Regions from separate parts of the Homo sapiens genome. Here regions 1 and 2 are each linked to region 3. The links are chromatin contacts, found by Hi-C or POLR2A ChIA-PET in ENCODE. All regions are on one chromosome and are shown on one strand. The core of a region is the stretch at or near the end of the contact, and the rest is flanking DNA. Distances in the headings are between cores, read along the strand shown. Region 1 holds the start of OCIAD2 (OCIA domain containing 2). Region 2 overlaps ATP10D (ATPase phospholipid transporting 10D (putative)). Region 3 has its middle 31 kb from the start of NIPAL1.

The links. Hi-C counts contacts between places; a loop is a spot of excess contacts on that map. ChIA-PET counts read pairs that join two places held with the same protein, here RNA polymerase II (POLR2A). Pooled maps may share reads with other maps.
Region 1: a loop to region 3 is called in a pooled map, with 4 times the contacts of the local background. The contact joins the promoter of OCIAD2 here to the enhancer-like site in region 3. A Hi-C loop is called at or near these places in 5 of 50 pooled maps.
Region 2: a pooled map shows a loop between it and region 3 (3-fold over the local background). The contact joins two enhancer-like sites. A Hi-C loop is called at or near these places in 2 of 37 single-sample maps with no recorded cell type and 4 of 50 pooled maps. POLR2A ChIA-PET finds 5 or more read pairs at or near these places in 1 of 52 experiments (activated CD4-positive, alpha-beta T cell).

What each region holds. Positions count from the first base shown.
Region 1 is chr4:48,905,345-48,908,044 of GRCh38, reverse strand. It overlaps OCIAD2 (OCIA domain containing 2), which reads left to right and starts at 1,271. Exons shown (of 7, transcript NM_001014446.3): 1 at 1,271-1,387. RefSeq lists an enhancer at 964-1,043 and a silencer at 1,334-1,593.
Region 2 is chr4:47,530,395-47,533,238 of GRCh38, reverse strand. All of the region lies in intron 5 of ATP10D (ATPase phospholipid transporting 10D (putative)), which reads right to left. Among named protein-coding and RNA genes, the nearest start is that of ATP10D, 47 kb to the right of the region's middle. Within about 2 kb of position 1,443, at least 17 of the 41 ENCODE cell types and tissues checked have a DNase peak (open chromatin) inside an H3K27ac peak, as active enhancers do.
Region 3 is chr4:48,046,126-48,048,962 of GRCh38, reverse strand. No RefSeq gene overlaps it. Among named protein-coding and RNA genes, the nearest start is that of NIPAL1, 31 kb to the right of the region's middle. RefSeq lists an enhancer at 1,131-1,330. Within about 2 kb of position 1,467, at least 7 of the 41 ENCODE cell types and tissues checked have a DNase peak (open chromatin) inside an H3K27ac peak, as active enhancers do.

The DNA of each region.
Region 1 (2,700 bases), core at 22-2,521, 860 kb before region 3:
CGTCCTCATTACTCATTAAATGCTAATTTTAATGCATTAGCCTGATAAAAGACCCTCCCACCAGGGCCATGACAGTTTACAAGTGCCATGGCAACGTCAGAAAGTTACCCTATATGGTCTAAAAAGTGAAGGAACCCTCAGTTCCGGGAATTGCCCACCCTTTTCCTGGAAAATTCATGAATAATCCACCCCTTGTTTAGCATAGAATCAAGAAATAACTACCAGTATAATTAGCTAAGCAGCCCACACAGCTGCTCTGCCAGTGGAGTAGCCATTCTTTTTTGTTGTTGTTCTTCTTGTTTTTTGTTTTTTTTTTGTTTTTTTTTTTTTTGAGACAGAGTCTGGCTCTGTCGCCCAAGCTGGAGTGCAGTGGCGCAATCTCGGCTCACTGCAACCTCTGCCTCCGGAGTTCAAGCGATTCTCCTGCCTCAGCCTCCCGAGTAGCTGGGATTACAGGCATAGAGCACCATGCCTGGCTAACTTTTCGTATTTTTAGTAGAGAGAGTGTTTCACCATGTTGGCCAGGCTGGTCTGAACTCCTGAGCTCAAGTGATCTGCCTGCCTTTGCCTCCCAAAGTGTTGGGATTATGGGCGTGAGCCACCGCACCCGGCCTGTTTTCTATACTTCCTTAATAAACTTGCTCTCACTCTACGGACTCACCCCGAATTCTTTCTTGCGAGAAGTCCAAGAACCCTCGCTTGGGGTCTGGATCGGGACCCCTCTCCGGTAACAAGTGATATCGGTATTAAAGGTACCCCCACATGTCAAAGGCTTCCCTCCACAAGTCAGAGTTGGGGAGGGACAGGAGGCAGCAGGGGACCGACAAAGAGCAATGGAAAGAGAAGGCCTGGGAGCCAAGCAGGCCTGGGGTTGACTCCAGGCTCCCTTAGTGGCCTGCACAACTCAGATGACCCGTCTGTGAAGTGCAGGTCACAGTGGGCACCACACACGGCTGCAGAAAGGAGTGCAAAGGTGATGCCCACGCCTGGCCTAGGGCGGGGGCGCAATACATGGCTGTTGCGGCTGTGATTGCTGGAGGAAGGGAGTCATTTGGAAGGCACAAAGGAACTAGAACCTACTCGGTGTCGGGACAAGCCTCAAGGATGGGGCAGGGGTTCCGGCAAGAGCTGGGTTCCAGCCTGGGTTGCCACCAACAGCGAAAGTGACTGCCAGGTGGCAGTAGGGTGACTTCACCAGCTTAAGTGCTTAGCGGGCAGGCGAGGGGGCGGAGCAAGAGAAGAAAACACAAAGGGCCGGAAGGAAGCCGGGGAGACAGGTGGGGTACTCGGGAAGCTGGAGCGGGCCGGCGGTGCAGTCACGGGGGAGCGAGGCCTGCTGGGCTTGGCAACGAGGGACTCGGCCTCGGAGGCGACCCAGACCACACAGGTGAGCCCCCGCCCCGGGGAGTGTTGACGGCGGGAGGGGGTGGCCTCGGGGGAACGCGGCGCCGCAGGGCAGTCCTTCGAAGGCCGCGCGGTGCAGCGGTGGCCGCCCCCCACTCTCCCCTAACTCGGACCCCGGCGGCCCCGGCACGGGCGAGGGGCTGGGGAGCTTGGGGTGGCGCTGGCTGCTTCTGGCCAGGGATGGCAGCGGACTCCAGTAGGCTGACTCCCGGCTTCCCCGACCGCATCAGAAAGTGCAGTGTCCCCCGTCCGCCGTCCAGCCCTGCAGGCGCCCCCCTCCAAGCCATCCTAAGAAGCACCCCCGCCCCCCATGCTGGGGCGCGCCCTCCTCCGCACATTCGTCGGTCAGCACCCACGAACCCACGGGTCCCTTCCCCACCACTGAGGAAACAGAGGGTCCCCGGACCACCCCAGCGTGGGGGGTGGGAGCTACACCTGCAAGGCAAGACCCTCGGAAGGCTTGCTTTTAGGTGCAGACTGAGGACTAAGTGGGTGCCAGGGGACCTGGCCACCGAAGCTGAGAGGTATATTTGCCTCCCAATATAGGGCAGCGGCCTAATGGCTAAGCAAAGATAATCTAATTTGGCGTGGTCAGCAAAGACTTCCTGGGAGTGCTCAGGAAATGGAAGGTGTGCAGGGGCTTTATGGACGTATCCCTCATCCTCATCCTCATCCTAGTCTTCATTCCTGCAAGAGCCCCTCACCATTGTTGTGTCCATTATGCCCAATTAACAGTGGAGAAAGCTGAGGCAGAGACGGATTAAGTCATTTGCACCAAAGGGATCGCAGGGGTAAAGAGTCACGATTTGAACTCTGGTCTCTCTGACCCCAGTACTTTCCCGTGCAGGGCACCGTGCTGCCCCTGTAATCACATTAGACACCTGTGATGAAACTTGGTGCGAGTACGGGTCCCCTTGGCTCAAATGCCTCAAAGTTTAGTAACTGATGTAGGAAACAGAATTGTATATAAGAGGTTCATTTTGCAGAAGAAAAGCAGAGGTAGAGGTAGAGTTCAGGGCTGCAGAATGCAGTGGCCACTGGGGGCAGGAGGAGGCTCAAAGTCCACCTGGATTATGTCCATCATTGCCAAATCCAGGGTCCACTTTTCTAAGCCATGTGATGGTGTTGATGATTCACTCCCTCCTTCAGAAATTCCCTCCCCTCTGTATCAGCTATTCCTTCTCAGTCATTTCCTTGGCCTGCTTTTTTTTTTTTAATCTTTCTTCTCTTTTCGATATTCCCTTGGGCTCAGTGTTCATATTCTCCAGTACTGTTTTTAGACACATTTATTAAAGT
Region 2 (2,844 bases), core at 194-2,693, 520 kb after region 3:
GCACCAGCCAGTCCTCAGCAATGTGGCATTTTTTTTTTCTTATCCCTAGAGTCCTTATAGGAAAGAATTTAACACATGAAATCATCAATTCCAAAGTTCCTCAGAAAGTATTAAGATTTTTTCCCCTGAAATCCTTATTTTTCACCATTAAATCACTTTGAGGTACCACCATTAGACAAAGTTCAGCTTCTATATTAATTGCACTTACTGCAAATTCCAAAAATGTCCTGTATTTTACCTGTGTCTGATAATTGGCACTTACGGTATGGTACCTTCAGAGTTTTGTATGAGGCACTGGCTGTCACATACAGCTTCCATGAAACATCTATCTACTATGTGCCCAGCGCTCCAACCCAGATGCTAGAAATAGAAAAACAAACATGCAGTCTGGACTCCCGTGGTCTAAGAGGAGGTAATACAGGTAGAAACATGTAAGAGTAGTAAAAATATGATAGTATGATACGAATCTGATATTCAGCATACAGTGTAGTCACAAATAGGGAGGATGTCAGTTCTACCTTAGAGCATGAAGATCAAAGAAGGTGTCATATAGACAGGTAGCTTAAGCATCTCAATTTGTGCTTAATTTTTGAAAACAGGCCACAAAGCAGGAAAAGAATAAGGAGCCAGTTTAGTGTATTAAAATAATTCCACAGAAAATCACTGTATCTACCTAGGCTGATTCTCTTATTAAATGCTTCCCTGCCAATGGCTGAGGCCAGCTCTCAGGATGGACATGAATAGAGTAGACAAAAGCCCCTCCAATCACTAGTGAAGGCAGAATCTGAGGATTCCAGAAGGGAGGCCACTTTGGCAGTCAGGTCATGATAGTCAGAAAATAAAGCAGCAAATTTCAAAGCAAACGGATATCAGAGGAGCCATCACAAGTGGGAATCAAAGGGCAGGGAAACATGTTGCCCAGAAACCTAGGGAAAAGTGACAATTTGGATAGGCAGAAAGCTAATAGGGCCTTGGAACTAGGTAAGTGCTCTGAACAAGACTCAGTGCCCAGCACAGCAAATGATGCTCGAATGTGTCTATTAAGAAGAACCATATCCAAAGGGTGAAAAGAGAGGCTGACAAAAGTAGGCCATGGCTCCACTCCCAGAAATTTTGAACTACTTGTCAAGATGATACAGGAGCAAACAGTTCTGAGGTAGCAAGAGCCGGAGTCTCAGACACTAGACAAACTATCAGAATTGGGACACAGGATCAGAATTTCTGTGGCAACAGTGTTCTCATACAGTTTTTTAAAAATCTAACTACATGCACTGGGCCAGATTCTTTGCAGAGTGCTATATGCTCCAGACCACAGAGTGTAGACTAGAGTTCCTTCCTGTTCTCTCCACCGCATAAACCAAATACATCCTGCTAGGGGCAAGTCTGAGCTCATCAGGGAGTCAGCGTGCCCAGCTGTGGGAAGAGGACAGCTGAATAGGCTGCACCCTAAGACAGATCTGACCTCAGGTGAAAAAATGGCAGCCCCTGATTCTGACATTTACAAGAGGAAACTTTATTCACAGTCAGCAGCTAGAGGAAATGATCCTTGAAAAGGACTCATCCTAAGAGATGGCTTATGAGAATGTTTCTGATGAGAGAGGGGCAGCTGCCTAACTTCTTTTCATGAAGACCATCTAAAATTTCCATGGAAGGACTTTTCTAATACTAACCCCAATAACTTCAGGATAAATGTTTCTTTTTAACAAAATACACAAGGCCCTTCAGGCTCTGGCCTCTTCATGATCTGCCTTATTGCTCACCTACATTCCAGACATACTTAGCCACATAGAACAATACAAATACACTGTAGTCTTGGGCCTCTGTGCTCTTGCCTATGTTGCTCCCTCAGCCTGAAATGCCAGCCATTCTTTTCACTTTATTGTTTGCCTAGCATCTTCTCATTCTTGAAGATTTAATTCCAGCATTATCTCCTGATTAAGACTAAGCCTTTCCCTCTTTCCACTGCATGGTTCCCTCCCTGTCCCTACCCTATCAGATGTCTGTATCCAGTGCTACTTACAGATGCTATGGAATCCTGAACAGACCAATAACAAGAAATGAAATTGAATCATTAATAAAAGACCTACCAACAACAAAAAGCCCAGGGCCAGATGGATTTATAGTCAAATTTTCTCATCAGTGCAAAAAAAAATAGCTGATACCCATCTTACGGAAACTATTCCAACAAGTCAGAGGAGTCAGATTAGGGGCTCCCTAACTCATTCCATGAAGCCAGCATCACCATGATACCCAAATCTGGCAAGGACACAACAACAACAAAAAAGAAAGCTTCAGGCTAATATCCCTGATGAATACAGATGCAAAAATCTTCAATAAAATATTAGCAAACCAAAGCCAATAGCACATCAAAAAGATAATCCATCATGATCACATGGTTTTATTCCAGAGACAGAAGGATAGTTTAACATATACAAATCAATAAATGTGATTCACCACATAGACAGAATTAAAAACTAAAACTAGGCTGGGCGCAGTGGCTCATGCCTGTAATACCAGCACTTTGGGAGGCCAAGGCAGGCAGATCACCTGAGGCCAGGAGTTAGAGACCAGACTGGTCAACATGGCAAAACCTCATCTCTACTAAAAATACAAAAATTACCCAGGCATGGTGGCACGTGTCTATAATCCCAGCTACTCAGGAGGCTGAGGCACAACAGTTGCTTGAACCAGGAGGTGGAGGTTGCAGTGAACTGAGATCGCACCACTCTGCTCTAGCCTGGGAAATAGAGTGAGACTGTCTCGAAAAACAAACAAACAAACAAACAAACAAAAAGAACAACAACAGCAACAACAACAAAAACCCACATAATCATTTCAATAGAT
Region 3 (2,837 bases), core at 218-2,717:
CTGGGCGCGGTGGCTCATACCTGCAATCCTAGCACTTTGGGAGGCCAAGGCGGGTGGATCACCTGAGGTCAGGAGTTCAAGACCAGCCTGGCCAACGTGGTGAAACCCCATCACTACTAAAAATACAAAAATTAACCAGGCGTGGTGGCAGGCGCCTGCAATCCCAGCTACTCAGGAGGCTGAGGCAGGAGAATCACTTGAACCTGAGGGGCGGGGGCTGCAGTGAGCCTAGATCATGCCACTTCACTCCAGCCTGGGTGAAAGAGCGAGACTCCATCTCAAATAATAATAATAAGAAGAAGAAGAAGAAGAAGAAGAATACTTCATAGAAGAAGCAGATTATCCTTACGTCTACAGCAGGAATGGAAGTTTCCTCACACTACTGTTAGATGTACAGACAAGCTGTAGCTCTTTTATTTTGCCTGTAACTTCTGTAGATTTCCTCATGTGTCCCTACTGGCTGGGTAGGGCTGGCGAAACTTGATTGATTTTAACCCTATAACTTTAGCTTAGTGCAATGATGAAAATATTCTCATTCAGTAAAATGGATAGGCTCTCAGGTCTTGCTTCTCCTTTTCTGTTTCTGCCCAACACAGCATCTGAGTAGAGCAGGGAAAGGGGGAACTTTATCTAGGAGTGACATTCAACATAATTAACTGATTTGACACAGACACAGACCCACTGGAGTGGATGCTAACAGCTAGCAATTAGTAGCCCTTCCAATGCAGACTGTGACTCTCAGCCCTGGCAAGGTGACCTCACAGCGGTGAAGTGAAGGGGAAGGGCTGTTTGTATTGGAGCAGTGTCTCTTGGCACCTCTGATCTCCACAACATTTCTTATCATCCTAGTTGCTGCTTATCCAGCTAGCTTTTGCAGGTGGAGCTGGTGACTGGTGTGGACTGGTCTTTCCTGACTTGGCTAGGGCACAGGAGTTCTCCCTGGCTGATTTGACCTCACCCCAGCTCTTGCTGGCACTGCAGGCTTATGGTGTAAGTTTAGACTCTGCCACAGTCTTCATTGGCCCCTCAGCCTGGGCTGCAGGTCACCTTGCTCTTGAAGGGTGAGTGCCATGTCATTTCTTTGGGAAATGATTCAACTCAGCTGCTTCCAGAGGACCATCTTGAGCACATGTGGGAGCTTCTGGGTCCTGTCCATACCACACAGGGACTGAGAATAGCTCAAAAAGCTAAAACTTTACAATTTTGCACTCCTGCCTCTACCCTCACTCCCCTGCTTAATCATGCTGTGCTGCAGAGTTTGTCCATGGCTGCTTTCCAGACAGTTCGTGGGGCAATTCCCTCCAGGAATCTGAACACAAGGCAGAATGCAAGCCTCCCTGCCCTTGCCAGTACCCTCTACCTGGCCCTCCTGCCCCTGCAGTATCTTTAACCCCTCTAATATCACTCTCCCTCTTCTGCCCGCAAACCACTGGGCTGGAGAATGTGAGTGTTTCACTTCCTCTTCCTGGTGTGGTTTTCACACACTAGAATGATCTGACAGCTTTTCAAAAATACCATTGCCCGTGTCTTACCTTCTCATCCTCCTTCATCTCCCCAGTTCTGATTTAACTGCTCTTGGGGGACCCAGGCATTGGTAGTTTTAAAACCAAGCACCCCAAGTGATTCCAATGGGCAGCCAGGGTTGAGCGTCGCTGTTCTAGGGCAGTTGTTATTAAACGTCCCTGCCTATTAAAATCTTGTGGGAGCTTTAAAAAATCCTGATGCCCAGGCTGCACCCCAGGCCAATTGAATCAAAATATCTAGGGAAGTCATTGGTATTTTTAAAGGGTCCTTGGGCTATTCCAATGGCAAATGTGAAAACTAGGGTCCTTCTAAGCCAGTTCTTCTCAAACTTTAATGCACTAATACATACAGTCACCTGGGGACCTGGTTAAAATGTAGATTCTGATTCAGGAGGTCTGTGGTGGAGCTTTAGATTTTGAATTTATAACAAGCTCTCAGATAATGACACAGGTGCTGGTCCTTGGACCATATCATTCTTCCCAGGGTGGCATTTGTCCCCCAACTCCCTTAACTAACAGGATTTCAGGAAGAGGAAAACTAGCTTGCGGGTAAATAGAAGACTTTCAAAAGGATTATACCCATAATATATGGCAACAGACAGCTTCCCAGTGGACACTGGGTTTATATTCCAAAAGTCACCTACAACTCTCTATTCTTCATGTTTTGGAAGGCTAAAATACTCAATTTTGAGGGCCCTCTCATAGCAAGCATACCACATGAGAAAGTTCCATGTAGTGAGATATAGCTAGAAGTGCCTGGGGAGGACTTCCTTTCCCAAATACAAAGCCCAGGTCTTAATAGAAGGAAAAAATTTTTTGTGTCTTCCTGCTTGGAATATGGCTTTGGGACCTGGAAGTAGAGCACCCATCTGTGACTCTGAGGAAACGGGCATGAAGATGAAGTCCTGGAGACAGGGTTGCCAAATAAAATATGAGACAACTGGTAAATTTGAATTTCAGATAAATAATGAATCATTTTTTAGTGTATGTGTTGTGGTCACCCTCTATATTGTCATCAACCCCAGAAATGGATGAACCCCTTACCCCAAATTTGGTTCAAAGATTGGGATTATTGATGCCATACCCCAAGAGGATATGAAAAGGTTTATGACTCAAATAATGAGGCTTTCTGAGGAGCACAGGGCAGGCTCCCAAGCAGGTCTGAAAATAGGTTGAGCAAGTGGGGAGGGCAGGCTGCCTTGGGGTTTTATGAAAGGGCTGAGGCCGGTGTGGTTTGAACTTCCAGCTGGCACGGAGGAAGGGAATTACTTTGACTTTCTTATCGTCTTGTCCAGGTGTAGGGAAGAAGGGGCA